Linked DNA regions of Mus musculus: all the other regions are linked to region 5. A link is a loop called in an ENCODE intact Hi-C map of the cell type or tissue named here. Cell type or tissue: gastrocnemius. All regions are shown on one strand.

Region 1 (4,000 bases), 100 kb after region 5:
CTATTCAGTACAGAAAAACAACACACTATTATATACAATGCTAAGCATTTATAAGTATCAAGTTCCCCTTAATATTTACTAAAAGAAGTTATTTTGCTGACAAAGCATAAAAAGTCTACATAGACCATGATGGAATACTTTCTATAATCAATAGCTTAAAAATACTGTATCTAGAAAAAATAAAGGGCTTATACAAACAGCAAAACGCAGAACTTGCAAAGATATTAAACAGAAGCCCTGGGCACCATGCATCCTGGGAAATCAAGAAGCTCACAAAACCACCACAGAAAGTAAAACAAAAGACCAACAAACAATCAGGAAACATAAGATTAAAATACAGGAAATTCAGGTCAACTTAAAAACAAACAAACAAATAAGCCTACTTGCCTACTTTAAAAAGACAATAACAAAAACCCTAGTTCAAAACAACAACAACAAAAACCCACAAGGAAATCCCTAAAATTTTGGGACATCAGCTCTAACAATGCAACTCTAACAAGTGCCACTAACCTAAAGTTATTGAAGTGTCACATACTGACAGAGGTAACTATTTTAATACTGTAGTCTTGTAATGACAGGGGTCTACACAGCAAGTTATCGTCTCAAGAAATGCAGACTCTACATAAAATGAAAACTGAAAAGTGCCTTGTAAGCTATTACTCTGGAGGTACCACAAGGCAGAATTCATGGAAAGAAAAACAAAACAAAACTACAGGCTCATTTACAAATTACAAGTGGTGAGGGATGCTGCCTAGTCTTCACTACCTGTAGCCATTCAAAGGCCAAAGAACAGATACAAGAAAAAGTGAGCCTACAATATTTAGAACAAACTACTTAAAAGAAAAACTACTCAAAGGAAATGCTAATTCCTCCCAGCACTATTAGAAGTGGAAAGTAAATTAAAACTCTCTAAACAAAAGCTGGAAACCTCTTCATGTCTAGGAAGCAGGCAGGGTTTAGACTAACATTTCACTCAGTGATACATGGTTCTCAGAGCTCTATAGGTAATCAAGACCAGTATTTATGCTAGTCTCTTACATCAACAATTTTCCAGATTAGAAAACACATTGTTCCTCAACAACAATACATTACACTACCTTACTTCCACACACACAGCGTTGATTATTTTACAGAAGAAACTCTAAGATGTCAAGTCACTTCAACTAAGGAAGGACAAGCAGATGGGTTAAGTGAGGAGCCTGGGAGACTGCACGACTCTACTCAGACGGTAACAGACACTGCCAACTTTAAAAAAGTTCAAAGTACATCACTCCAGGGGACGAAACCTTACTCGGACATCTGCGCAAGACAGAATCTCAAGAGTTTCAGCCCAGTAGCTCTAACTAGGTCTCCCTCTGTAAGAACAGGGAAAGTGAGGCAGACAGCGGGCCCGGCAGGAAGTAATGCCAAATTTGGAGGCTCGCTTGGGGGTGCTGCTGGTGGGATGACTCCCCTGTCCCACTCTGGCGCGAAGGCCAGAGGCAGCAGAATCCTTACTCTGGGACACCTAGTCAGACTCCAGAGTGAGGGAAGAACCCCGACTATCCCCGTTTCCGCTTACCATCCCGATCTAGGGCTTTCCAACGGAAAGGACTGCCCTCCCCAAGGGTTTTTTACTTAATATTTAGCTCAGGCCTGGAGAGTAGGAGAATCCGCTAGGTCTGGCTCCCGCCTCCAGCCTCTCTCTAAGGCGAAGAACTCTCCCCAGCCTCGCTTCACGTCGAACTCTCCACCCCAAGGCAACACCAGACCATCCCAGGGGAAGTCGGCTTCCCACTGCAACGCAAAACTCCCCAGAAGGAATCCCTGCCCACGACGTGCGCCCCTCGGCCCCTTCGGTTCCGAGGAGCCCGAACGAGGGTCTCTCCGCGTCCGGAGCCTCCCCAGGAGGTACCTGCTTCTCACCTTAGCCAGTCTCCTCGGGAGGGTGACCCCAGGACCTCCTTCAGTCAAGATCCCCTAAAGGGGAACACCCTCTTCCAGGAACCGCTTTCAGGCGCCTCCAGCGCGGGCCTCGGAGGAGAGTGTGCCGGCTGCTTCCCAGGCTCTGACCAACGCCACCCTCTCCAAGACCCCTGCCCGGAGACGGCCACGGCCCCAGTCCAGTCTCTCCGACCCAGGCTTCAGCGGCTGTCCCCTTCCTTCACAGGCGTCGCTAGCCCTCAAGCTCCCTCCCCGGCCACGTCCCCAAGGGGCTTCCCAGAGCAGCGCGGTCGGGCTGTGGCACTGACTTGCACTAGCTCCTGGGCCCACCGGAGGGAGGGGACAGCGACAGCGGCGCGACTCCTTTGTGACAGGTCCAAGAGAGCGGTAAAGATGGACGCGGGGACACGGCACTGCCATTACGCGCAGGGGCCCACCCCCGCTTCACACCGCCCGGGCCCTCCCTCAGTCCCCTAGGAAACGCCCCTTCCTCAGTGGCAAGCCCTCTCTCTCAGACAGCCAATCATCAGTCAAGATTTGTGTCACGTGATCTCGCGGGTCGGCCCGCCAGCCTGGAATGAACCAGCTAATCCCCTTGCCGAAGGGCGAACGACCCAATCAGATCGCTCCATACGGTCTTGGAGCACCGGATTTCCACGAGGCGCTCGGGGAGGGAGAGAGCTGTTGATTGGACTATGCCGCCGGAAGCGGGGTGGAAATGTGTTGTGGCTGTAAGGAACAGGAAGCCCCGAAGGGTCAAAAGGAATACAATAGCGAAGTGTGTTTTCTTCCTTTAAGCCGTCGTTCTTTTCTTGGTTTCTTTTCTAGTTTTTTAAGAGCGAGAGTGGCCTTGGCGGCGACGGTTTACGGTAGGCGCCGCGGAGGTGAGGGCGGCTCGCCTCCCGCGCTCTCGTAGGTGAGTGCGGCCTGGGTCCGCGCCGGGAGGCGAAACCAGGCTTCTCGGCCGTGGAGAGGGTGAACTCCAAGCCAGAGTTAGGATTAGAGCCCAGGTTTGTCTCCAGCCCGCGGTCCTTTCTAGTGCGGTGTCCTGAGTCGCCCGGCTTGGGAGTTTGCGGTGCCCACTCCGGAGCGGAGCCGCGGGAGTCTGCGGGACGGCGTGGCGGTCGTGGTGGGAGGTTCCGACTCTTTCTTACGCGCCCGAGCTGCCGGGCCCCTTGTCTTCTTTCAGCACTTTGCGGTTAGCTGGAGCCATCAGGCCTAAAGTGAGCTGCTGCCTCGGTTCCATTCGGAGCAGCTCCTCGCTCCTTAGAAAACGTGGAATGCCGACTTGAGCATCGTTGAATCCCGAAGTGTGTAGTTGCAGGATGGGTACATAATAAATTTCCCCGTTGCAGCGCCTCGCTCATTCTCTTCTAGTAGGAAACAAGGCTGTGTGCTTATTTTATTAGAACACAACCGGTCGTTGAAATGTCTTCTTTGAGAGTTGGTGCCCTTGGAATGCCAGTCCACGCAGAGGGAAAGGGAGAACTATTGGTCATGGAAATGGCTTCTTGGGGGAACACAAGGTCTGTGGCCCTTGGTTTTAAAATGCAAACCCTGTGCTGCACCCTTGGGTCAGTCTGATTGTTTAAGTCTAGAGTGGACCCCACAAAGTCTAATATGAACCTCTGTAGGATTTGCAGCGACTTGTCAACCTGTGTAGCAAGTTTCGTTGGTTAAGTGAATTGATTTATTGAAGTGTCCCCAGAGACATCATAAAAATGGTTTGGAGGAGCTCCGTGTAGTGGCTTGTACCTGTAATCCTAGGACCACGAGGCTGTGTGTGGGTGTGGGGGACTGTCAGTTGGAGACAGGCCTGGCTTCCTTAGCAAGACTGCCAGAAAACAAAGCAGAGTATAAACTACCAAGCAAAATGGTTTGGCGGGTACTGCTTCTGAGATATTTGAAAGGAATCTGTAGAACTTTCTATGACAGAAGGAGCTGAGTTGAAATAAAGGCAGCTCCTGTGTTTCAGTTGGAGCCTAAGATGAGCTATGAATAATATGTAAGGGTCTGAAAGTCGGATGGCCCAATTATCTCTGAAGTTGAAGTCTTAAAAAAGGAAGAATTATGTGGG
Region 2 (4,000 bases), 210 kb before region 5:
CTGGATGAGAGGTGCAAAGGCAGGGGTCATGAACAATAGAAATGTAAGACTCAGTGGTGTGGATGGGCAAGGAGAAGGTTATGGGGTGGGGTCCTGGTTCTGTCAAGCTCAGAGGCTGGCAGAGGAAGTGGGCAGTGAAGAGGAAGGGGAGCCATTTGCAGTGCAAAGGAGCTAAGAGAGACTGTTTCACAGGAGAGTGGGTGGCTAGACTGAGACTTAGTTGACGGATGGATTTAGAACATGGAGGTCATCATGGGCTTTGGGGAGGGCGATTAGAGGGTCTGACCTGATGATGTTCGTGAATATTCTACAGCTCTGGTGTCTAGGAAATGAGTGTATAGATGATATACTTGGTTCACATGTGTGATTTTACTTTTTAAAAAAATCATATAAGGACTACGCAAGAGGGGATTTGCTCAATGGTAGAGTGCTTGCCTATCATGGATCAAGTCCTGGTTCCATGGGACAGGGGAGGAAAGGGAAGAAGGAAGAAAGCATACCTCTGACGACAGTTGGACTAATACTTCTGTGGGTATCACATCTTTGGCTAAGGAAAGCCGAAGGGACCAGGTAGCCAGCAGAAGCTAGGCAGAGGATGACATAGGTTCTTCCTGACCACATCCCCTGCCCACGCCTCATCTCAGACTTCTAGCCACAGAACATGGGAGAACACAGTCTATTGTTTAAACAACAGCAAAGTCAAGCTAACATATTCCCTGAAATATGAAGTCAAAACAAAAGAAGTCTAATAACGTCTTTGTGCTTGCCTATCCCCACTCCCCAGGGATAAGCTGGCTCTGAGCAAAAACATCGAGAAGCTGGAGGGGGAGCTTAGCCAATGGAAGATCAAATACGAGGAGTTGAGCAAGACCAAGCAGGAGATGCTCAAACAAGTAAGGCTGGGTGTGGGGCTGGGACATTCTGGTGGGGGTGGCTGCACGCTGGGGGCTTCCAACCTAGGGGTCAAGTTAGGATAGAATTCACACACTCAGCCATAGTAGTTCCGAGTACCAGGACAGGTGGTTAATGGTAGCACAGCCCAGGGCTGTGAAGGCATCAAAAGAGCATGAGATGGGATGGAGGCCAAGGAGGGCCTCTATAAGATGACATATGAGCCGGGTCTGGTGGGACACACCTGGAATCCCAGCCCTTAGGAGGCAGAGACTGGAGGATTGCCTTGAGTTCAAGGCCAGTTTGGACACCCTGACTCAGCATCCCTCCTCCACTCCCTACATGACCTTGTTTGAATCAAGACCTAAAGGAGCCAAATGGAGCCATTTTTGAGCATATAGGGCATTTGGTGGCTCACAGCAGCAGTCCTGAAGTAGGCAGACAACTGGTGTGTGCTGGACACAGAGGAGGTAGTATGGCTGGAGAATCCTGTCAGAGGGAGGATCAAGAGGCTACATTTCAGAGGGTTTGTGATCAGAACGGAAGTGTCAGATGTGACATTTAGTGTGTGTCCAGTGAAACTGAAGCCTCTTGGCAGTCAAAAGAAAATGCAACCTCACGGTCCCATCTCAGCCATGAGGTGCTCAAAGCAGGCTACTTCGTCTCCCTCTTGTACAGATTGAGTATGTCCACCAGGGGGCGCAGCCATCCTGGGAAAGCCTTGCTGGATCCTCTGGGTTCATGGAGGTCAAAGACCAGAGACTTGCATTGGAAATTTGCCCACACCTGGGAATCTCTTCAAGTTCATAAAGAGTCCCAGAACCCCTGCCTACCTACTTGAATCTCCCTTCTTTTGGGGATCTGGGAACCTGGCCCCACATTATTCAGACTGCCAACTGTAGTTGCCAGAAGGACACTAACAGAGAGCCAATGTGCATCTGCGCAGAAAATGCTCTTGTGCCTGGCTTCCATCCACAGTATTGTCTTAGATGCCCACTGTGTACTTGCGTGGACCAGCAGCTTGGGAGAAGTGCCCACAGCGGTTCTGATGTCTGTGCATACACACTGGTGTTGAGAGCCATGGGGAAGGCAGACAGACAAGCTCTCTGCCCTCTGGGTGTGCAGTCTTGTGGGCAGTGGGAAGAGGCCAGGTGAATGGGAGTAGCACACGGGAGCAAGATGTTGCAGGGCTTTGTGAGAGCATAGGAGTTGGGTGCTATCTCGAGGCACCAAGAACTCTCAGAGGAGCCTACTCTGAAAAGTCCTTCATTGCCTTGGCTGGTGCTCACCTCTAGTACGGCCTCTGGGATCTATCCCGGTGGTTCTCATGACCAGGCTGGCTGATGTCCTTGCAGCTCAGCATCCTAAAGGAGACGCACCAGGATGAGTTGGGCCGCATGTCGGAAGACCTGGAGGATGAGCTGGGCGCACGCTCTAGCATGGATCGCAAGATGGCTGAGCTGAGGGGTGAGGTCAGTGGTGGGCAGGATGGAGGGGCAGTGCTCAGGGGTTTGATCAAGCAGTCCGTAGGAAAAGGATAAAAGTCCCAGCTGTGCTGTGAGGGGGCCCGTCCACACCCCAGGGGCCTAGCCTGCAGGAGGCACCCCCTTTCCCACACAAAACCCAGAAGCGCCCCCACATCCTGCACACCGTGAAAAAAATAAAAGCCCGGCATAATTATAGCTGCTGCAGCTGGATCTGCTTCCTGGTGCCATTTTTGGCTTCAGGAGGGGGGGGTGCATCTAGCTTGTCTCTCCACTCCTGTTCCCCCCACCCCACCCCAACCCCCCTGGAGTCTCACTACCTCCCTTGCTGCTGCAGATGGAAAGGCTCCAGGCAGAGAATGCGGCCGAGTGGGGCCGCAGAGAGCGGCTGGAGACAGAGAAGCTGGGCCTGGAACGGGAGAACAAGAAGCTGCGCGCACAGGTTGGAGACCTGGAGGAGGCTCTGGCCCGCAGACGGCGGCAGAATGCCAGTGCCCTGGACTGTGACCTGAGGGCCAGCCAGGCTGCTCTTTTCGAGAAGAACAAGGTGGGCTAGTCAGCACACTACTGTATGGCCTGCATGTGAATGACCACACAGTATAGGCTGAGCCTCTGATCCCCCCCAAACCAAACATCCAAAATGCTTTCAACCCCCCCCCCCCGACTTTGAGCATCCACTCAATGCCTTAAAAGAGCAGAAAATTTCACACCTACATGTGGTCGGTACCAATCAAAATGTGAGGGCAGAAAAGATGCTGAAGAAAATTGCCCTCAAGCCCTGGTGACATATGCATTCAACTAGTGGATTCTATGTTTAGACCCAGGGCCTGTCCCCAAGAGACCTCATGATGTATGTGTGAATACCCCCCAAAAGTCCAAAAAAACTGTGGAATCTAGGCTGAAGATAAAGTTTGGTAGGGTACCTGCCAATCATGCACAGAGCCCCGGGTCCCATCCCCAGCATCCTATAACATAGTGTGATGTCTCACACCTATAGTCCCAGTGCTCGGGAGGTAGAGGCAGGAGGATCACAAGTTCAAAGTCATCCTTGGCTACAGAGAGAATTCAATGTCAGCCTAGGCTACATGAGACTCTTTTTATTATTATTATTATTATTATTATTATTATTATTATTATTATTATTATTAATCAAAATACTTGAGCCTAGGCACTTCAGATAAAAGATACTCAACCTGCAACTGCATTGACTAAACTCCTATAAGATAAAGCAGTTGATAATTATAGTAGCTCTGTATGCTGAACACCTACTGTGCGATCCTGGCAGCAATGAGCAGACAGGTGTGTCTACCTGTTTCACGAATGATGGTTTAAAGGAACAAAAGTGCTGTCTCCATCACATGGTCAGGCCTGATCCTGAAAAGGTTTCCCTTGGGGGTGGGGGTAGGGGTCAGTGGGGGACAGCAACTTTGAGCTGAGGTCTGCTGGAGAAGCAGAAGTTAACTGGTGGTAAACTGACCTTCCAGAGGGTAGAGCGAGAACAGGGGAGTCCCAGAAGAAATGAGGACTCTGTCTGGGTAGGGGTGACAAGGGGGCCCAGGCAGACGAAACAGGATCCATGGCTGCAGTGTGAGAGCAGCCAGCAGGGGTGAAGCGGGAAGCTGCCA
Region 3 (4,000 bases), 170 kb after region 5:
CTGTGGGGCGCATGTAACTCAGCACATGCTTCTGGGGTTTGTTCCCCTAGTGCTGGTTGCCTGGCCAAACTGCTCAGACTAACCCAGGTGGCCTGTGCCCTTCCCTGTGTTTGTAAGCCAAAGATATCCTGAGTACCTGCCAGGCAAGTGTGTGGGAGGGGAAGGGACAGAGGGACTTAGGATTATCGTGTGTGTACCAGTACCCTAAAGCTTGGTCTGAGATCATGCAGGCTCAGTGAAGGCAGTTTTTGCTTGGGTTCAGACCACTGCTGGCTGCCGTTACAGGGAAAGCTTCCTCAAGCCCTGATAGGATCAAAAGTGTTCGGGTGGTGTGGCCATAGCCAAAGGAGGGTTTCCTTTCACTGTTGATGATGGCTGGCCACCCACTGTGACTTACTGGTGACCAATCCATGGGACCTAAGCTGCCTGGTGATCGTCCCCAAGCTGACCACTGAGTGGTTTTTTCCTGTAAACTCTGGATGTGTTCTTTTTTGTGTGGTCAAAACAGAACCTAGATGGAGTACAGGAACGTTTCATATGGGGAGGGGGGTTCTTGTCTGCAGAACACCCAGACCTGCAGGCTACTTTGATCCCCAGCCTAGGACAACCCCAGGGTCTCTTTTGGCTCCTTGGAAATGCAGAATGCCAGCCCCAGGAGGCTCAGGCTTGCTGAAGCAGAACTCCGACATACATCACATGTGGAGGTTTTTATAGCTGGGCATTTATAGGGAGCTTCTTCATCAGTTCCCCAAGGTGGTTTGGAACAGCGGCTTCTGGACAGCTGTGCTAGGGAACAGAACGGACAAAGCAGTGGAGGGGGGCTTCGGGTCTGAGAGAGAAATGGTAACTACAGTTCCATCGGGAAGATGGACATTTGTGCCATCTTCGACCCTCTCCGATGATGAGCAAGTGACAGGGACCACGAGCTTCTCCCAACCCTGAGGGAGGACTTAGGTGCTCCCAGGCCAGGCCACATCCTGACCCCCGAGAAGGACCTGACACTTCTCATTGGTACCAGCGATGGGATTTCATTTGCTTCTCTCTGTATTTTTAAAAGGAGTCTACTCCCAGAGGAAGCCATCCTTGACACTGGGCCCTACTTGCTTTAGATGAAAACCTGCCAAGGTTCCCAAGCAGGTAGGCGGCAGGAAAGGAAGTTTCTCTAGGAAAAGAACAAGGAGTTGGCACACTGACGTGAGGTGGGCCTAGCCAGCTCGGAATTTGCCAGTCAGCCTGTGGTGTGTTTTGGGGCCAAATAGTGTTTCTTGGAAGTTAGAACTTAGGCAGAGTTAGAGAAAGCCTAATGAAAAACAACAGGCTACAAAGGAAGGACTGTCTCTGTGTTCTAGGCTCCCTGTCCTCGGAGACTACTCTGTGCACATCACTCGGTGCTTGGTTCTTTTTTCAAATTTAACTATCCTGTCTTCAGTCTGGCCAAGACAGGAGTCAGAACAACTCCTGCAAGTCAACCTGGCAATTTCCTAGAAAAAGGAAACAGAATTGGACCTGGGATTTCTTGGTAAACTTCTTGGATCCTCTACCTGCTAACTTCCTGCCCGTGTTTGCCAGGTCTGCCCCTATTCTGGCCTGATAAGAGTGTCCTGGTATGACACTTGTGTTTGGCACTTGGCCGGAGGACTTTCTCCTCGTGCTTGGTGGGATGCCAGAGACAATGCAGAGGGCCAAAAAGGTCAGAACCAAGTCATCCTGGTGAGCCACAAGTATGCTTTGACATACCAAGCGCCTAGCCATAAATGGCCTTCTTTCTCCTTAGTTCTACTGGGAAATTACTGGTGGGCCAACCTGCCCTCTAGTGACACTGAGCCATAACTGCACTCTACTGGCTTGGCTTTTCACAATGTGGGAGGAGGAAGAGGAGGAGGAGGAGGAGGTGCCATTCTATCACTTGGGGGCATCTCTGCATCCTTTATGATACTCAACCCTGAGAAATAAAGGGAGATAGAATATAATCATCACTTATTTGTAGCAGGAACTTTCTTCACCTTGCTTTTCTGACCTCACTAGTTATCTTGTGTCTGTATATGTGCATATATATATATGTGTGTGTGTGTGTATGTATATATATGTGTGTGTGTATATATAAATATATGCACATATACAGACATGTATATATATGTATATGTGTGTGTATATATATGTGTATATATATATGTGTGTGTGTGTGTGTGTGTGTGTGTGTGTGTGTATTGGAGAGAGAGAGAATGTGTGCACGTACGCACATAGTGCACATAGCAGAGGTCCAAGTTACATTTTCAGCCATGTTCAAAATGTGCCACACTCTTGGTCAGGCAAAAAGCAAAGAAGGGTAGTTGGTGTTGTTTCAGGATGATAAGGGAGGGACTGTAGCAACCTGAGGGATGTGTGCCCCAGCTAAAGGTCACATCTGTGTGGCCCCATCAGAGTGGCTTTGCTCCTCCAAGTGGAAGGGCTTGACTGGCTCCCTGCACCCCCACCCCATAGTGTCTCTCATAGACCAGGCTGGCCTGGAATTTGAAATGTAGCAAAGAGAGACCTTGAACTTTGATTCTCCTCCCTCTATGGCCCATGTTCTATATGCATATGCTACCGTGCCTGGCTTTGAGCTATCTCTGGGGAAGTCAGAGTTGAGATATTTTATGTACAAGTTCCCAAATTGAAAACACTGATCAATTCATAAAAGTTTTAAGTATTATGTAAGTCAAGCAAAGCCGTTTCTACCACCTGAGCTTTGATAGCAGCCTCATGCGGCAGGTGAGGTATGGTGAGTTGCTCGTGGTCACGTGACCAGCAACTTCCACCCATTGCCCTTGCTAGTTCACTTCTGTCTGACTCTACAGTTTTCCAGTCCACAGTACACTTCAGACCTCGGAGAAGCAGGAAACTTACAAGATACCAGCTACAGGCGTTTACATCAGACACCAGTTACATCTGCGTTTATTGATCATTTGATATGGAGTGTTGTGAGTTTAGCCTTTGGAAGTTGCAAAACAAAGCAAAACACCATGGAGTTTCAAGTGGTTTCTGAATCCTGCTGAGGTAGTGGGTAGGCTAGACCTAGTGGTCTTGCCTATTATCCTGGAAGTACTTATCCCTAAACCTGTAGCTCGGCTTTGTCCCTTAAACCAGGAAAGAAGAGATGAGTGCGAACTCTCCCAAGGTCAGGTTAACTCCTAAGCCTGGGCTGGAAGTCCTTGGAAGAACACGATTAACAGAAGAGAGACTTGAGGCTCTGGCAGGAGGGGACTTCATGCTAAGTCCTTGGCATGTCCCAGACCCCGGACCATTGGGCCACTCAATTCTTAACTCCCTCTCCTAGCACAAGACAAAAAGTTTCTCCAGAAGGTGCTTATAAATACTTAAAAAAAAAAAAAGCACCGAGCATTGAGCTTAGGGCTTTACACATGCTAGGAAGCACTCTAGCATTGAGCCATATCCCCAGCCCTTTCTGACCTTTTGAGACAGGATCTTACTAAATTACCTAGATTGACCTTGAACTTGCGATCTGTCTGCCTCAGATTCCTGAACAGCTAAAAGGCTGTTCATATAACATAGCCTATACCATTAGCCTAACTTCATGTTTTTTAAAATAATAATAAATTAGGTCTTGGACTTATCTGTGGTCCCCTGTCAAGTTGTGTGTCATGTGATATGGACATCATGTCATAAGTGGATTCCTGATCATGTGTATTTCCAATTACAGTGCTAAGAGGCTATGACCAGGTGTCATGCCACAAGTTCCATGTAATTCTACATTTGACCTACTCTGAGTATGACCTTCCCATGTCAAGGGGTCATAGTGCACCATACACAGCCTTTCCTGTATATATAACCTCATAATACTCTCATAATGTCAATGCCCCATTGGTAACATATGTCATGTATGATATATGATATATGGCCCTCTTTTGGTCAAACAAAGCTCTCAGTCCCTAAGAATGCGCTCCCTAGGGATCGTGACAGGAAAAATGTGTTCTTTCCTCCTGGGGCATTCGTAGGATGC
Region 4 (4,000 bases), 110 kb after region 5:
CTTTTTTTTTCCTTTTAAGACGTATTTTAGATTTGCGCGTGCGTGAGTGCGTGCGTGCATGCGTGCGCTCGCTCTGGTATATGAGGGAATCATAAGAGGGCACCAGATTCCCTGGTGCTAGAGATACAGGCAATTCTGTACCTGTATTATGCCTGCAACTGAATCTATCCTCTGGAGATGCAGCAAGCTCTCTTGACTGCTGGGCCATCCCTCCAGACCTTGACTTCCACCGTGTTTGAAACAGTCTTTAGCTGTTTACTAGCACATATGTCTGGCTAGCCGGCCCACGAGTTTCTGGGGGTTTTCTGGTCTTCCTATCCCATCTCCAGGAACACTAGTATTCTAGGCGTGACCTGACATGTCCTGCACTTGGGGTCTGAAGCTTCAAACTGAGCTTTTCCTGCTTGTTTGGCAAGCATTTTACCCATTGGCCTATCTTTCAGCTATTGGCTTTTTTTTTTTTTTCCTGAGACAGGGTTTCTCTGTGTAGCCCTGGCTGTCCTGGAACTCACTGTGTAGACCAGGCTGGCCTCGAACTAAGAAATCCATCTGCCTCTGCCTCCCAAGTGCTGAGATTAAAGGCATGTGCCACCACTGCCCGGCTAAATAGAATTTTTTTTTTTTTTTTTTTTGTGCCACCACCACCCGGCATAGTATCTCTTTATTTTTTTTATTTTTTTAAAGATTTATTTATTGATTATATGTAAGTACACTGTAGCTGTCTTCAGACACTCCAGAAGAGGGAGTCAGATTTCTTTACGGATGGTTGTGAGCCACCATGTGGTTGCTGGGATTTGAACTCCGGATCTTCGGAAGAGCAGTCGGGTGCTCTTACCCACTGAGCCATCTCACCAGCCCTTCTTTCAGCTATTATTATGTATTATTACTGCTGCAGCTACATGTCCAGCTTATGTAGAATTTCTAATATTTCCACCATGCAGTGTCACAGCAGCTATAAGAATGAGGCTTCCCTTTCTAGTCCTCTTATAAGAGCTTAGTGCTTAAGCTGGGCTTGCTGACATGCACCTTTAAGCCCAACACTCTGGAGGAGAAGCAGGTGGATCTCTGAGTTTGAGGCCAACTTGGTCTACAGAGTGAGTTCTAGGACAGCCAGGGCTACACAGAAAACCAAGAAAAAGTGGGGCAGAGCTTAAAGCTCAGCTTCAATTCCTGTAGCAATAACTGTGTCCTACTTTTCCTTAAATTGCTTGTGTGCCACATCATTACATTGCTGCATTGACTGTAGTCCTATTTAGTGCCTAACTAGCACTGTGTCATAAGAAGATTTGCCTTCAAAAAAACAAAACAAAACAAATCAAACCCCAAGCCCCCTTCCCCCCACCCCCCAAAAAACGAACTGTTTTGGGTGGGGAGTGATGAGCCTCTATTCAGAGATAGGGAGAATCTCTGAGTTTGAAGCCAGCCTGGTCTATATTTCAAGTTCCAGTCCAGCCAAAGTTACATAGTGAGACTGTCTCAAAAACCCAAAACAAAACATAAAACAGCTTTTAAAAGCTGCCTTGGTTAACCTTTGGCTTCTAGCATCACATAGGACAATTCCTTATTCAGTTTGATTGTGCTGCTGAGCCGTGTTAGGATGGGTGTTAGAAGATGGGGTAGGGTTTGGTGTGTGAGTTGGGTCTAAAGGCAACCATATGGCACAATAGTTTACAATTCAAGCTATCTTTGAGCGTTTCTCAAGAGAGGCACCATGTTGAATACTAATGCTGAAATTGTTAATTTTTCTTGCGTTTTCTTTCCAGTTTTGAGGTGCTGACAACTAAAACATCCTGCTGCTTTTCTTTCTTCCCCGAGTTCCAGGTGAAGTAGTTGTTTTGCGCTCTCCTGTCATAGCACATAGCAAAATACAACTAAATTACGGTGAGGGACTGTGTCTGTCCTAAGAGGTAAAGGGTAGAGAGCTGAGCGCCAGCTAAGGGAGCGGATGTGTAAGTTAGTGTCCCTTTTCCTTTAGTGTAGGAAGATGAATTGGATGGGTGTAAGGAGAGATTGCCTCCGTGTGCTGTGGAAAGATTTTGTGTGAGTATGAGAGTGTGTGTATGTTTGTGTAAACATAATAAATACTTAACATATAATTGCATATTTCTTCGATGCTTCAAATTTACTACAAACTGCTCTTTATAACACAAACCTTAACTAAAGATTAAGATGCTTATGTTATAATCTCATTGATTCATTAGATCTCTTTACTTCTGTAGTATAGAAGTTTCAGTGTTAGAAGATTAATGTTACTTTTCTTGCTGATTGCTTTATCCATAATAAGTATTAACAGAGTTCTTTATTAAGTCATTCTTGAAACAAGTTTTATGACAGGGAAAGTTGACTTGATCTAAATTACTAGTGCTTGGTAGCAGTGTCTTCTGGCTAGAAAGTAGTCTTTTGGGAGGTTAATTGGACTATCTAGCAAATCTAGGTGTGGGTGTGAGTGGTTAATGTGTGCTGACATTCACGCACCTTTATACTTGTCTCTCCATGAACGTGAAGGGCATAAGAGGGTGTTGGGTATATCATCTGTTATTCTCTTGTCTATTCCTTTGAGGCAGAGTCAGTCTGTCTCTGTCTGTCTGTCTGTCTATCTCTGTCTCCGTCTCTCTTTTTCTCTCAACCTGGAACTTAGGTTTTTGCAGATTGGTTACAAGCCAGCAAGTCACAGCTAGCCTCTTGTTTCCACCCTGTCAGAGCTCGGTTTACAGAAGTGTGCTTGACTTGTGGCTTGTTACTTGAAAGCTGAGATCCAAACTGTGGTCCTCAAGGCTGCACAGCAAATGCTCTCAACCACTGAGTCCTCTCCGTCTCACTTGTATTTGAAGTACAGAGACTTACTCATTAGGATGAAAATAGTGGGAAGCAGTCAACTGTCAAAAGAAAATGGGCTGGCTTATTTCTGCTACCCTATAAAGCGTATAGCACAGACATGTGATTCCTTGAGTGTATCTCTACAGGTAGGGTCTGATTTTAGAAGGGTACGGTGGCCAGCCAGATGTTAACGTAGTCTGCCATCACATAATTCAACTCCATAGGAAAACAGAGCCCATTAATCTGCATCACAGCACTAGTTACAAGTTCCGTGCACTAAGCTTTCAGTTCTAGGATGATGATCACTTTGTAAGTTGGGCACTTTTAGACCTTGCACAATCTGCTATGAGACACCCTGTTTTGTCTCCCCAGCCTGGAAAGGAAATACTGACTCCAGTAGAAACACAGTACTGCAGTGTGTAACAGGTTACCCTGCCTTGAAGCATAAGATCTTTGTTTTTTGGCTGTTAAATGAGTTTGTAAGCCATGGCTCTTTTTGGAGACAGAAGTCTCACTGTATAATAAACCAGGTTGGCCTCAAACTTTTCAATCCTTGAAACTTGCTTAAGTTTAAACAGAGTGATTTTTATTTCTAAAAAATCCATATTGAAGAATGTTGAATGTTTCTTTTTAAAAAAAAAAAAGAATGTTGGGCTGAGTATGTAGTTCAGCAATAGAGCATTTACCTAGCTTGTGAGTTACTCTAGGTTTGACCATCAGCACTGGGGGGGGGGGGGGGAGTATTTGGTTTCATAGTTGAACTCATTTTTCAGATACCTTGAAACAGCTGGACAAGGAAAGAAAAGCTCATTTTAATCAGTCAGTGTGTCTGTCTGTCTCTTACCCTCCACCCCTCACAGCATCTCACAGTAGCCTTGACTGTCCTAGAATTCGTCATGCAGAGAGTGCTGACCTAGAACTTAGAGAGATCCTTCTGCCTCTGCCCTCTGAGTGCATGCTGGTACTGAAGGTGTGCGCCACCACGCCTGGTGTATTTAATCTTCCTAGAGTTGAACATAGGAAGGACAAAATAGGCCTTCCATGTAAATCCTCTCAGTCCTGTGTCGGTCCTGATGCTTAGATCCCCCTAATCCTGGGCTTCTTGTCTGCTTGTATTTTATCTTTATTTATTGTAGCGAACAAAGGGGGGAAGTATAGACTTATGAAAATTTGGCTAAGCAAT
Region 5 (4,000 bases):
TTACCATCGTTATTATTGTGGGCACGGTATGCCATCCTTATTTATACCTTTGGAAATAACATGAGGAACAGCTTCTTTTGGGCTGAGGTTTTCTGTTTCCGTGAGCAAGTCTGAGGTTTGAGAAGGGGGCGAGAAGGAACAGAAAAAGGCAAGGGGCGGAGAGGAGCGATGAGTCACGAAATAACTGAAAGCGAGACGGCGCGGGGATAGGGGGCATCTGACCTGCATACTATTGTGTGTCAGGCACTGTGTGGGCACTGAAGACACGGCCAAAACCCGGATCAGACCGTGTCGCTGCGGGATTCATCTAAGCTAGAGTCTGAAACAAACCAGTAACCCTGCAAATGGGTCGCTGAGGTTTTGATCACCTTTAGGCAAGGGGACCAGGATTTTATGACGTCAACCGGGTCAGGGTAGCAAAGGCTAAGCACCGTTAGCTGCCGCGAATATACGGACCTGATTGCCACGTACCATAAAGACACGAAGGTGGGGATGCAAAAAAAAAAAAAAAAAAAAAAAGCAAGGATGCTGGCAGATCCGCAGGAAACAAGGATGAAGGGCACAGTTTCTGCATTCATTTAAAAGAAACTGCAGGTCTGGCGCCTTCTGAGTTTTCTAGCGAGTGGCGAGTGCCACCTGCCGGTCATTCGTAGTATTACATAGGGTGCTTGCTCCGCCCAGTGCAAAAAATCCCAGAAGCTACTTCATTACGCATGCGCACATTGAGAGGCTTACAAAGAGGACTGACTAGGCGCTCTGTTTCCAGTTGTCAGGATGGCCGAGCGGTCTAAGGCGCTGCGTTCAGGTCGCAGTCTCCCCTGGAGGCGTGGGTTCGAATCCCACTTCTGACAAGTTGCTCTTTTCTTCATAATTCAATTTATACATAAAGTGAATTAGGTAATAATTATCGACTCTTCATAATATACTCCTCTTCGTCGTTTTAAATGCTATTGTATACTTTTTAAAACTATCTTCTTACTACCTATTTCTTTGATTTGAAACTGTAAAAAGAATTCCAGGAGCGGGGGAGGGAGAGAATGATTATTCCCACTCTGGTGTCTCAAGCGCAGGTCTAGTTTTCAAATTTGCTTTTAATTTTTAGAGAGAATTACTGGAGGGGGAAAAAAAAAAACAGGAATTCTGTCAGAAGTGGGATTCGAACCCACGCCTCCAGGGGAGACTGCGACCTGAACGCAGCGCCTTAGACCGCTCGGCCATCCTGACATGAGAGTTGGTCCTTTTCATGTTCATTTTAGTTATTGGCACTCTGTAACACCACCGCTGCCACGCCACCACCACTACCCTACCCCACCATCACCCCGGTCGCACAGACACATGCTTGCTTGGCATCTACAGCCAGCGTTTCTCCTGCTTTGTGCAATGCAATGTCTACAGTCCAGTCTACCCAGGGTTTAAAAATCACCGGTTAGTAGCAGGGCGTGGCGAGCTTCATCTGTAATTCTAGCACGCAGTAATCTAAAGCAGAAAAATCGCCTCGAGTTCCAGACCAGCCTTTGCTATGGAGTTAGGCTCGATCTCAAATAAAATAAAATATTTTTTAAAAATAAATTAAAAACCCTAAATAAACAACAAGAAACACATACAGTGTTAACAAGACTCCCCCTCTTTCAAACGGACCTGTAGCTGTTTTCACTGGAAATGTCGCCAAAAACCTGTTTCTCTCACATTCTATAGAGAAGAACTATAGATGTAAATACAAGGACGAGCTACAGTTAACTGAATTCTAGACGACCCCCGGCTCCGCGCCACAGGATGCCCGAGGCGTCTTAGTAAGACAGACTGGCTGGAGATGGCCTGCCGGCAGGGGATGCTGTGAGCACAGCCATCGGCTTCAGAGAAAATGGAGATCTTAGGGAGAGAACTGTCGTCTGCCTTCAAAGCCCTGAAGGTGCCATCAGTCCTTGAGCCCTGGCTGGAGGATGTTGGTTTGTAAGGGCGTTGGAGGGTTAACGTAATGGGGCATCTGAGTAGATAGCCCGGTCACCAGAGACATTCACGACCAAGCTGGCCAGTCGCCCAGTAGAGAGGTGTTTTATTGCTGCTGTCAAAGTACCAAGCTTGTTTGTGTGGCTGGTTGGTTGATGGCTTTTGACCAGAATCTTGCTATGTCGTTCAGATTATCCTGGAACTTGCTATCCTCCTGTCTCAGCCTTCTGAATGCTACAACTATATACAGACATGTAAGTCACAGAGCCTAGTTTAATCCTAATTTTTTCAAGCCCCGCCCCCACCCACCCCCCCACTTCCTGCTATTTTCCACCATCAGTAAACAAGAGTTTCTACTTCATATTCTTTTGCCTCCCAGTTGAATTTGTGGTGAGACATATTCTGTTGTTGGTGTTTGTAGAGCTTTGTTGTTTTTTGAATCTATTGTTGTGTTGGAGTTGTGTGTGTGTGTGACTTTTTTTTTTTAATTTGTTTTTCTTTTTGGAACAGGGTCTCACATAGCCCAGGATGGCCTCAGAATCGTTAAGTAGTCGATGATGTCTTTGAACTCCATTCACTTAGGGTTACCCAGCCAGGACCGAACTCATGCTAAGCAAGTACTCTACCAACCTAGCTAGCTAGCTACAGCCTTCTCCTACAGATACATTATTGTCTCCTCTTCTCTTCTCTTCTCTTCTCTTCTCTTCTCTTCTCTTCTCTTCTCTTCTCTTCTCTTCTCCTCTCCTCTTCCTCTTCCTCTTCCTCTTCCTCTTCCTCTTCCTCTCCTCTCCTCCCCTCCCCTCTCCCCTCCTCTCTTTCCTTCCTTCCTTCCTTCCTTCCTTCCTTCCTTCCTTCCTTCCTTCGTTTTCTTCCTTCCTTTGTTTCTACCTTTCTTTCTTTCTTTCTTCCTTTCTTTTATTTTGTTTGTAAATGCATATTTAAGTCCTGGCTACATGAAAAAACTTTGTCTCCCAACAAAAATCCCAGCACTTGGGAAGCAGAGGCAGAGTTCAAGAGTTCAAGGCCAGCCTGGTCTACTGAGCTAGATCTTGGACAGCCAAGACCACACAGAGAAACGGGGGGGGGGGGGGGGGACGACGGGGGGGGGGGGGACGACGACACGGGACACACAGAAACACCAAAACAAGCAAAAAGTAACTTCTCAAAGTAAACTGTTTCTCAATTTAAAACCCATAATCGCAGCCATTAAGAGGTAAAGAACGGAGAATTAGGAGTTCAAGATTTTCCACCACTACAGAGTGAGTTTAAGATTAGCCTGGGCTACATGAGACATTATCTTTAAAAACGAACGAAAGGAAGGAAGGAAGGAAGGAAGGAAGGAAGGAAGGAAGGAAGGAAGGAAAAAGAGAAGAGAAGAAAAGAGGAAAAGAAAAAAGAAAAGAAGAGAAAAGAAAAGAAGAGAAGAGAAAAGAAAAGAACACCCCAGCATGAGGCTGGCTGGAAGTCAGTGTTAGCCTGTGGTAGGGTGACGAAGGACTAGTTAGTTACCCAAGGAGTTGGTTGTCATGCAGCAAGTCAAAGAGAGTGAAGCTCCTCTCCAAGTTTCCAAATTTCACCATGGAGGGGGGGGGGGGGGGAAGGTGGCTCAGTGGGAAACAATTTGATGTGCGAGTGTGAGGTGCTGTTTTAATACCAAGAACCTGGGCAAGCCTGTCTTGCTGCCTTAGGCACTACATCCAAGTGGCTCATAATTTTAAAAAATTCAGTATGTACACTAACCTCATTTTTGTTAAAGTAGATGAAAGGTTTTAAAAAAAATAAATGCATACAAGTGTCTTTATTTCTACACAGCTACACCAGTGAAAATTAAAAAACAAACAACAAAAAAAAAAAAAGAAAGAAAAAGATCTGAGAAAATTCATTCAAGTCTTAACAGCCATTTATTAAAGGGCACACCTGGGTCTGCAGAGGGGGCTGTGACTGGCAACAAACCATGAACGAATGAATTAATAATTAATAGTTAAATTGGAAAGAGTCAACCCCACACCACTAGCACAAGTGTGAGACTGTCAGTATATGTGCTAGCAGGAAA
Region 6 (4,000 bases), 110 kb before region 5:
ATTATAAATATTTTATTTAGGCACTAAATGATCTCAGATGGGGTAGAAACACCCAATTAATGCTTACTGCAACACAGACAGGCCCATGAATTAAAAGCATAAACCAGCATGCCTAGCTTATAACGATTTTTAAAAACTCACAAAAGTTGGATCACAGAGATACAAACACCACTTGGTATTTGTGGCCTTGTGATAAGTGGATGAGAAACAGTTACAGGCGAAGGAAATAGAAGCCAGTGGACTTCTCGCCCAGTGCTTTTAGCGTTTGCCCAAGCTCCTGGTGTTGGTGGCTCTTCTAGTCCTTGTAACCCACCCACCCCCACCCCTATCTTGCTAACTCTGGTAGTGTATTGGGTTATTTTCTGACCTCTGCTCCCCCAGGGGACCATCTGACCAGCTACAGACATCCCTGTTTAAGGTCTTCCACAGCTCCAATCAGTTAGGACCAGAGTATGTGCAGCTATCATCAATTTTGGACATCTATTACTGTGCCATCACGCCCCCTGGTGGGGTATTGAAGAACTGCCCAATTTCAATTTCCACTTTTTTTTTTAATTGGATATTTTCTTTATTTACATTTCAAATGTTATCCCCTTTTCCAGTCCCCCCCTGAAACTCCCTATTCCATCCTCCCTTCCCCTGCTTCTATAAGGGTTTTCCTCCACCCACCCACCCACCCACTCCCACTTCCCTGCCCTTAGTTCCCCTACACTGGGGGCATCTATCGAGCCTTCATAGGCCCAAGGGCCTCTCCTCCCATTGATGCTTGACAAGGCCATCCTCTGCTACATATGCAGCTGGAACCATGATTGCTTAGTCCCTGGGAGCTCTTGGGGGACTGGGTGGTTGATATTGTTGTTCTCCCTATGGGGTTGCAATCCCCTTTATCTCCTTCAGTTCTTTCTCTAACTCCTCTCTTGGGGACCCCGTGCTCAGTCCAGTGGTTAGCTGTGAGCATCTGTCTCTGTATTTGTAAGGCTCTGGCAGGGCCTCTCAGTAGACAGTCATATCAGGCTCCTTCAATTTCCACATCTTAAAGGGTGTTTCAGTGTTAGGGATCCTCTGAAAATTTATTTCCCTGTAGGTGGTGTTCCTTTAGGAATTCATCCAGCCATGTTGACAAAATATATTATCAAATGTCCACTATATAAATAATTCATTTACTGAGTTAGCTGACCCAAGTTATCAGAGACTGTAAAATAATTGGGGGAATCTAAGCCTCCCTAAGTGACAGGTGACATTTGGCCAAGATTAGGCATGTGTATGTCGGGCTTGGAGTGACTTACAGAAATAGGAAGACCATGGAAGTTCTTGTGGGCGTGGTGGTGTTTTGCATGGAGCAACGAAGGGAAACTGTATTTCAGAAGTGGACAGGGGAGGCGCTTTCAAGACAGAAGAACCAACAGATGCCTTGCATCCCTCTCCACTGTCCATCCCCTTCCCCGTCCCCATTTCTACCCCTCTCTCATTAAGCACGAGAGTCTTCAAGCCACAGTTCCTTAAGGTGCCTCCAGGAATGTGGGGGCTGTCACCACACACACCTTGCACCCTCCTCTTCCTCCTCCTCCTGGCATTTTGTTGCCAGTTGTGGCCCCACACTTTCTCTGTCCAGTGGCCTTGAAATAACCCCTTTACTCTCTCCAGGGCCCACAGGACACCTCTCATGGGTCTCTGCGGCCCTGCTTATCTGAGTTTACCCAACAGATGTCTCTGGAAGGCTTTCTCTGGTAGAGCAAAAAGTGGTGGTGCACGCCTTTAATTCCAGCACTCGGGAGGCAGAGGCAAGCGGATTTCTGAGTTCGAGGCCAGCCTGGCCTACAGAGTGAGTTCCAGGACAGCCAGGGCTATACAGAGAAACCCTGTCTCAAAAAAAAAAAAAAAAAAAAAAAAAAAATACTCCGAGGGCACCTTTCTTCTGGAACACAGGATGCAAGCCTCCAGTAGGGGCTCCCCTTTGCCTCCCCCCTCCCGCCAACCATCCTTTCTCTCTCTAGTCACTGGATTCAGAGGCTTCCCCCCCCCCCCCCCACACACACAAAGACTCTGTAGAAGGAGCCTTGGGACTCAGAATCTTAAGTAGTTGTTGGAGGGACACTCCTGGTGCTCAAGGGAGAGAAGTCTATTGCAGTAGAAGGAACCCTGGGTCCACAGAGAAGCCACTTCAGGGCCACCAGCCTCCTGATTGTTAATGTGGTGTTCTTGGTTCTACCCTATTCGGACACTTAGCATTCGTTCTTCAAGGCAAAAACTGGCCACAAGGTGGCAGCAATAGGTTAAAAAAACAAACCAACAAAAAACCCTCTCAGATAACTCGCTGTTGCAGCCCAGACAGACTGGGAAAAGGAAGACCCTTGCTTGTGCCACAACCTGTCCTAGAAAGAGAGGCATGCTGACTGAGCATGGTTGACCTGGAATACGAGACCTTAGCAGTCCAGCCCCAGCTCTGAGCTAGGCTTGGACACAGGGCTTTCTAGACCCCTGTACCATTCCTTCAGCGGCTCACGGAAGTCCCAGAGTGCTCATAGAGTCCTCTGTAGAATGGCAGAGCCAGGTCTGCAAGCACACATAGGCATAGTTTAGTGAACCACCAGCATCAGAGCCCAGTGGAAAGGTAGCCAGCCCCCAAGAGCCTGGGAAGAAACCCCAGGGCCTGTGCGGTCGGCATCAACAGTGCCCCATGTGCAGAGGGGACAGAGGAGGAATCGTGAGCCTGGAGCTGGGGGCAGAACAGATTGCAGTGGGGGGGGGGGGGGGGGACTCAGAAATGAAGGAGGAGAGACAGGGCCTCCAGGAAGGCAGACACACTCAGAAGGGTCTGGACATGTGGCAGAGTCCAGCGCAGGTTGGATGACTTCAGCTTCATGTGGGACAATAATAGGGGCTGGTCTTGGGGTGATTGGGACACTTGGGGTACAGAGAAGACAGGCCCTCCTTGGGATTCCTTTGGACACTTTCCATGGGGTACAGAGGGAGGGGGACACTTGTGAGGGACCTGCTAGGCTCCTTCACCACTTCTGCTCTGCCCTGCCCTTGACCACGTCTCTCCAGTTCCACCTCTCATTTGTATGGGGCCATGTGTCCCTCTCAGCCTCAGTTAACCTGGGCAGAGCAGGCGCAGCTGTCCTGTGAGGACTCTCCCTGTGTGATCAGCTAGAATGGAAGGCGTTCTGCACTGTGGGGACAGAACGTACTGACCCAGTCTGAGGGAGGAAGGCTTTATTCCGTTGCTTTTTTTTGTGTTCGCCTGTAGTGCATAAGAGTCCATAAAAAAGGGAACAGGGACTTCTGCTCTGTGGCTGCTCTTGGGCTCTGCTGGTCACAGGCCGTTTTATGTTGAAACCATGGACAGCAGCCCTGGCGTCTCCAAATGCCTCAGCGGGAAGGTCATGGCCTTGGGTTTTTCACCAATCTGATGGCCTTCTTCACATGTTTGTCTTTGGGGTCTGCACAGATGAGCTTGCCCTGGACAGTCAGAAACCTATGTAGGAGAAAGCAGTGAGTAAGAGCCCAGGAAGGCCTTCAGGGTTTGGCCACCAGCCACATCTGCATTGACCTGAACACTGAGCAGTAGGACTTCATGCCTAGCCTCCTCTCTCCTCAGAGCACCTTGAGCCTGAGAGAAAGAGCCTCAGGCTGTGTGTTAGTCTCTACTCAGCTCAGACCCAGAGTGAGAGGTGACAGTATTACTGCCTACTGGCTCTGTTACCTGGGATGTCCTATCCATCTTGGAAACTCAGTTTCACCATACATAAAGAGGTTGGACCCCCTCAGCTGTGTGGGGTACAAGAGTATCCCTGGGTTCCCAAAACTGCCTTTAGGGGAATCAGGCTTGTCCTCTCTTCCTTCTTTCCCAGTGGCCTTCCTGGGCACTCCAAGGCCCACCCACTTCCCACTCTGGGTTCTAGGCAGAGGAGTGGGACAGAGGGATACTCACACGATGGCATCCCTGGAACACTCCACTGAGGTCTTATACCAGCTCACCAACTTCCTGATAGGAATG
Region 7 (4,000 bases), 210 kb after region 5:
GCTAAAAGCGAAGAGGAGGAAGCTGGTTGAGAAGAGGCCAAGGGTCCCCTCCCGAGAAGGGCTTAAGGGACCAGGAGATAGCCTGCCACCCAGGGACTATAGTAACAATGGATCAATCGACAGCCACGGTTAGTCTTGGTTGCAGGGCTCTTGGCCTATTATTTCAGCGCCCTCTCGTGGTAAAGCAGGAGAGAAGGCAGGCTTCCATGCTCTATCCAAATAAGGACATAAGAACCCTAACGTTAAGGACCAGCATTGGCCACCTGCCACCACACCTCTATTCTTAGGATTCTCAGGGAAGGAGGAGAAAGGCAGAGGGTTTTTACAGGCTTTTTATATGGGGGAGATCCAGGGCTGTGGGTTGGCTGGTGCCTTCCCCTCCAGCTTCATAAACTCTGGAGATGCCAGTTAAGCCAGTCCCTGAGCCCCGAAGGCCACCAGCCAGCCCCTAGTTTGCTCAGGAGTATCTAAGGACAACCTGGAGGGTAAGGGAGAGTGGAAAGATGTTTGTCCCAAGGAGAGTTTGGAGAAATTTGATTGTTCCTGGTACCATGGAGCCACAAACTTTACTGATTCATTCATTCATTCGTTCGTTTGTCCATTCGTTCATTCATTTATTTCATTCACTAATCCTAGCACACCTTCACTGCACCTGGTATCATCTAAGATCCTGAGGATGACCCCAAATGACCTGTAAAAATGAGGCCTCAGCAGGGGCTTATGAGAGGAGGGAGAGGGTGGGGGACAGGGCAGCCACTCACCTGACATCTAAGTGGAACACCCACTGCAGGGAAGACAGACACTGGACCAAGCTAAAGACAGCATCCATGGACAAGCCATTCCTGCTGAGGCTGAGGATCACACAGTGACAGTGGTGAAGGACTCAGACACGCTCTCTGAATTTCAGAGCACAGGGCCAGTGATGGGAGTGTCTCTGGCCGCAGATGGCAGACCCCAGTGAACCCCCAGGTGACCATCACAACCCTCCCCCCCAACTTCACTGCACAGCTGTGGAGATGAGCTAGGCAGGTAGGAACTTGCTCAAGGTGACAACTGGAGCCCAGAGCGCCCTCTGAACTCTATTTTGCCGCCTGATAAGGGAATGGCGGGACTCAGGGTAAATTAAAAATGGGAGGAGACTCCTTAACAGGAGCGGGAGGAAAGCTATCTCTTCTCCAAGGAGACACAAAGGAGCTGCTTGGAGAAGGCCTGAAGCAAACGGCGGGGCCCTGAGTTCTTTGAAGTAAGTCAGTGTTTAGTCAAGCCAGGGGGAGGCCTTGTTGAACACTTGCCTGTGTGTTGCTGTGGGAAGAGGGCTCATACGCACTTTCTGGTTACATCTTTACTGTATCCAGAAGAAGACCCGAACAACCCCTCTCACTGGTGGGAACCCAGAGGCCTTGGGGGGTGGTTAGTTGCTTACTTCAAGGACTTCAGGGGACCCAGTCCTGGGAGCAGCTCGGTTAGCAGGATCACTCCTTTGCCCCCCAAAGAGTTGTCTGATAGGCTGGAAAGGAAGAAGCAAAGGTTAGTGGAGGATGTAGGTTCTGCTTTGGCAGCAGTGTGGTCACCTGGTTCCTGGGACCAGGAACCCAATCTAAGCACTACGTCACAACTCTGCACTTCACACACGGGACACTTCCATCCCCCTACCCCCACCATTCTTTCTAAGATTTGTGGTCTTCTGGGAGCCAGACATGGCTGCAAAGGGCACCAGTGTGAGATGTATATTTGGAAAGAAAGTCACTGTCCCTCCCCCCTCGCCCCCCAGGTCTCTGAAGGGTCTCTGATGTCAATGAGAAAGAAATCTGGGGATCAGACTCTTCAAAAGAAAACAGGACACCTGCATTCTATCACCAAGCAACACTCTACTGTCCCCACCGCTGCCTTTCTGGAATCAAATACTCACTCAAGATGATCCAGGTTGTGGGTCTGGCAGCTGGCTCTCAGTGCCTCACAGAGCGTCTCTGTGTGCTTGGCCAGGAAGCCACAGTGTGTCAGCCTGCAAGGGGCAAGACCCACACAGCTCTGCAGTGCCCACCAGACACTGTATCCAGAGGAAAGCTGCCCCTAGTGGGCAGAAGGGTGGGATTGTGGTACATGGCATTGAGAAAGGCAGGAGGACTAACACACAGCATGCCCCAAATAGCAGAGAGGCATAGGGCTGGGGTTGGAGAGAGAGAGAGACAGAAATAAACAAGAGAGCAACAGAGACAGACAGGTTGAAATAGAGACAGAGACAGGTAGAGATTGCATCAGGGGTAGTTAGAGATAGACATAGGCAGAGACAAAGAGACACAGAGTGACAGTGGCAGAGACAGATAGGGACAAAAAGCAAAGACAGAGGAGAGATAAGAATGAGGACCTTGGAGAAAGAAACAAACTGTGAATGAGATAGGCAAGGAGAGAGACAGACAGACCAACCGACCGACAGACAGGCAGGCAGGCAGGCAAAAAGAAGGTGATGTTGATGGGAAGATGCAGAGCTGAGGGGAGCCCAGGCTGATGCCCAGAACTGGGGATCAGAGGCTCATGGCTCCCCTTTTCTCAGTTCAGAGTCTCTCCAGCCCAGGGTGCAGGGTACAGGATAGGGCTGCCTAGACAGTAGGAGGAGACGGAGGGATGGGCTATGCAGGAAACAAGAAGTTGACAGCCATAACTCCTTGACATGGCAGGTTGTGGTGTCTTCTGGGGAGCCTTTGAGACAGGCTTAAGGCTTGGGGACAAGGAAGGGAATATTGCCATTGTACCTGATCCTTCGAGATCTCTGGGACAACTCGGAGGTCACAGGAGACACGAAGCTGATAAGTGGTGCCCTCCTGGAGGAACACATAGCAAGGCCAGACTCAACACATCTTGCCTCTGGTTCCAGGGTCCATTGCCAAACTCACTGTCAACCTTTCAGTCTCGGTGCTTAGCCAGGGTCGTGAGACTTTAGTCTGGCATGTGACTGGGGCTAGCCTCTCTCTGGGACTAGTTTGGCACATGTGAGTTGTCTCAGTCTAGTGCTAGCTAGCTGTACACTTACATTGAGTAAGTGCTCAATTCACCTTGGTTATGGTCACCATTAATATCATTGTCATTATCACCACAGGGGATGGTAGAGATGACAGATCCCCTCCCACCAACCTTCAGAGTTCAGACCCTATGCAATATGCAATAGCCTGTGATTAGACACACAAGACACAGAGCTAAGCCTCTGGCCATGTGCTGCAAGTCCCTCAAAGGAGGGAAACATATACCCCTTTGCCAAAGGAAGGTAGGAGTTCTGGCCATATCAGAACGCCATGCCAGACAGACTACTCTCAATATTTAGGCTAAAACCTTAAGCTTCCATTGAATAATTATTGTCTAGCCATCCCAGCCTGGCCTGGCATACCAGTAGTCTGCCCTCTGCTCCTTTTTCATCAGACCCATGTCTCCCGCCACACCTGCTCACTGCCTGACCCATGGTGAATTCTTGATCAGTATTTCAGACAGGATCTCATGTATCTTAGATGCCACCATGTTTGACTTGTACAGTGTGGGGAAACTGAGCCCAGGGTTCCATGCACTATCACACAAACACTCTGTCTTCTGAGATACAGAGATAGGCCTACTTTGTGAGTTCCTATCTAGGTCTTCCTGGGTCAGGGAGGGCACATCTCCACCCCAAAGAGGTGCACATACTGGGTCCTTACCCCTTGCAGCTCCCCTCCTGCTCCCTCGGCTCCTGGGCAAATGTGAGTACCACGGTGTTGTTTAGCAGGCTATGGAGAAGAGACGGGTAAGGGAAGGTTACTGGCACCACTAAGGCACCACACCTGCCCAAACTAAGCCCCTTCCTATGACTTCCTATGAGGCTGTGAAGTGTGATGCTTTCCTGCTACAGAGGCTTCAGGGTTTTCCTGTTCTGGTTTGTCTCTCAGTTTACAGCGTGCCCTCTCTGCCTTCCCTGGGTGGGGTGGGGGTGGGGGTTTCCTCAGATCCTTGCAACACTTTGGGATGTGGGTGCTGTCTC

What was found. Peaks named below come from ENCODE experiments on the same cell type or tissue, not always from the same donor. Only the 100,000 strongest peaks of a DNase experiment are listed, where the experiment ranks them.
Region 1: a loop joins it to region 5, with 4 times the contacts of the local background. A loop is called at or near these places in 18 of 42 quality-filtered maps.
Region 2: a loop joins it to region 5, with 2.9 times the contacts of the local background. A loop is called at or near these places in 20 of 42 quality-filtered maps.
Region 3: a loop joins it to region 5, with 6 times the contacts of the local background. A loop is called at or near these places in 21 of 42 quality-filtered maps.
Region 4: it touches region 5 in a loop (7-fold over the local background); 18 of 42 quality-filtered maps call a loop at or near these places.
Region 6: a loop joins it to region 5, with 13 times the contacts of the local background. A loop is called at or near these places in 36 of 42 quality-filtered maps.
Region 7: it touches region 5 in a loop (10-fold over the local background); 18 of 42 quality-filtered maps call a loop at or near these places.

Annotation. Positions count from the first base shown.
Region 1 is chr8:94,600,336-94,604,335 of GRCm38, reverse strand. It overlaps Psme3ip1 (proteasome activator subunit 3 interacting protein 1), which reads left to right and starts at 2,610. Exons shown (of 8, transcript NM_028221.4): 1 at 2,610-2,839. Rspry1 (ring finger and SPRY domain containing 1) reads right to left here and starts at 2,395. Exons shown (of 15, transcript NM_026274.4): 1 at 1,906-2,395. It overlaps LOC115486880, which reads left to right and starts at 1,445. Exons shown (of 2, transcript XM_030243886.1): 1 at 1,445-1,523; 2 at 1,691-2,720. The coding sequence starts at 1,445. The coding sequence ends at 2,400. In gastrocnemius, a CTCF peak has its summit at 2,274; DNase peaks (open chromatin) are centred at 1,467, 2,470 and 2,928; H3K4me3 peaks cover 3,496 bases; H3K27ac peaks cover 3,571 bases.
Region 2 is chr8:94,906,637-94,910,636 of GRCm38, reverse strand. Ccdc102a (coiled-coil domain containing 102A) reads left to right here. Exons shown (of 9, transcript NM_001033533.3): 4 at 785-893; 5 at 2,247-2,363; 6 at 2,713-2,922. Among named protein-coding and RNA genes, the nearest start is that of Ccdc102a, 9.5 kb to the left of the region's middle. In gastrocnemius, CTCF peaks have their summits at 1,584 (motif pointing right) and 2,483 (motif pointing right); DNase peaks (open chromatin) are centred at 1,596, 1,876 and 2,820; H3K4me3 peaks cover 953 bases; H3K27ac peaks cover 2,387 bases.
Region 3 is chr8:94,526,174-94,530,173 of GRCm38, reverse strand. Nlrc5 (NLR family, CARD domain containing 5) reads right to left here. Exons shown (of 49, transcript NM_001033207.3): 49 at 2,902-4,000. Among named protein-coding and RNA genes, the nearest start is that of Cpne2, 4.9 kb to the left of the region's middle. In gastrocnemius, a CTCF peak has its summit at 1,805; a DNase peak (open chromatin) is centred at 1,751; H3K27ac peaks cover 592 bases.
Region 4 is chr8:94,594,872-94,598,871 of GRCm38, reverse strand. The region is part of intron 1 of Psme3ip1 (proteasome activator subunit 3 interacting protein 1); the gene reads left to right. Among named protein-coding and RNA genes, the nearest start is that of Psme3ip1, 4.9 kb to the left of the region's middle. In gastrocnemius, no CTCF peak of the experiment used is centred here; no DNase peak of the experiment used is centred here; H3K27ac peaks cover 602 bases.
Region 5 is chr8:94,700,855-94,704,854 of GRCm38, reverse strand. n-TLcag5 (a tRNA gene) reads right to left here and starts at 1,224; the gene lies at 1,142-1,224. n-TLcag4 (a tRNA gene) reads left to right here and starts at 769; the gene lies at 769-851. In gastrocnemius, CTCF peaks have their summits at 646 (motif pointing left) and 1,821; DNase peaks (open chromatin) are centred at 323, 680, 1,286 and 1,826; H3K4me3 peaks cover 2,093 bases; H3K27ac peaks cover 1,698 bases.
Region 6 is chr8:94,811,238-94,815,237 of GRCm38, reverse strand. It overlaps Ccl17 (chemokine (C-C motif) ligand 17), which reads right to left. Exons shown (of 3, transcript NM_011332.3): 2 at 3,935-4,000; 3 at 3,202-3,478. The coding sequence ends at 3,385. Among named protein-coding and RNA genes, the nearest start is that of Ccl17, 2.8 kb to the right of the region's middle. In gastrocnemius, CTCF peaks have their summits at 515 (motif pointing left) and 2,255 (motif pointing right); DNase peaks (open chromatin) are centred at 479 and 2,260.
Region 7 is chr8:94,488,332-94,492,331 of GRCm38, reverse strand. Nlrc5 (NLR family, CARD domain containing 5) reads right to left here. Exons shown (of 49, transcript NM_001033207.3): 14 at 3,681-3,749; 15 at 2,751-2,819; 16 at 1,910-2,002; 17 at 1,424-1,507; 18 at 762-851; 19 at 1. Among named protein-coding and RNA genes, the nearest start is that of Mir7072, 15 kb to the left of the region's middle. In gastrocnemius, a CTCF peak has its summit at 189 (motif pointing left); a DNase peak (open chromatin) is centred at 148; H3K4me3 peaks cover 246 bases.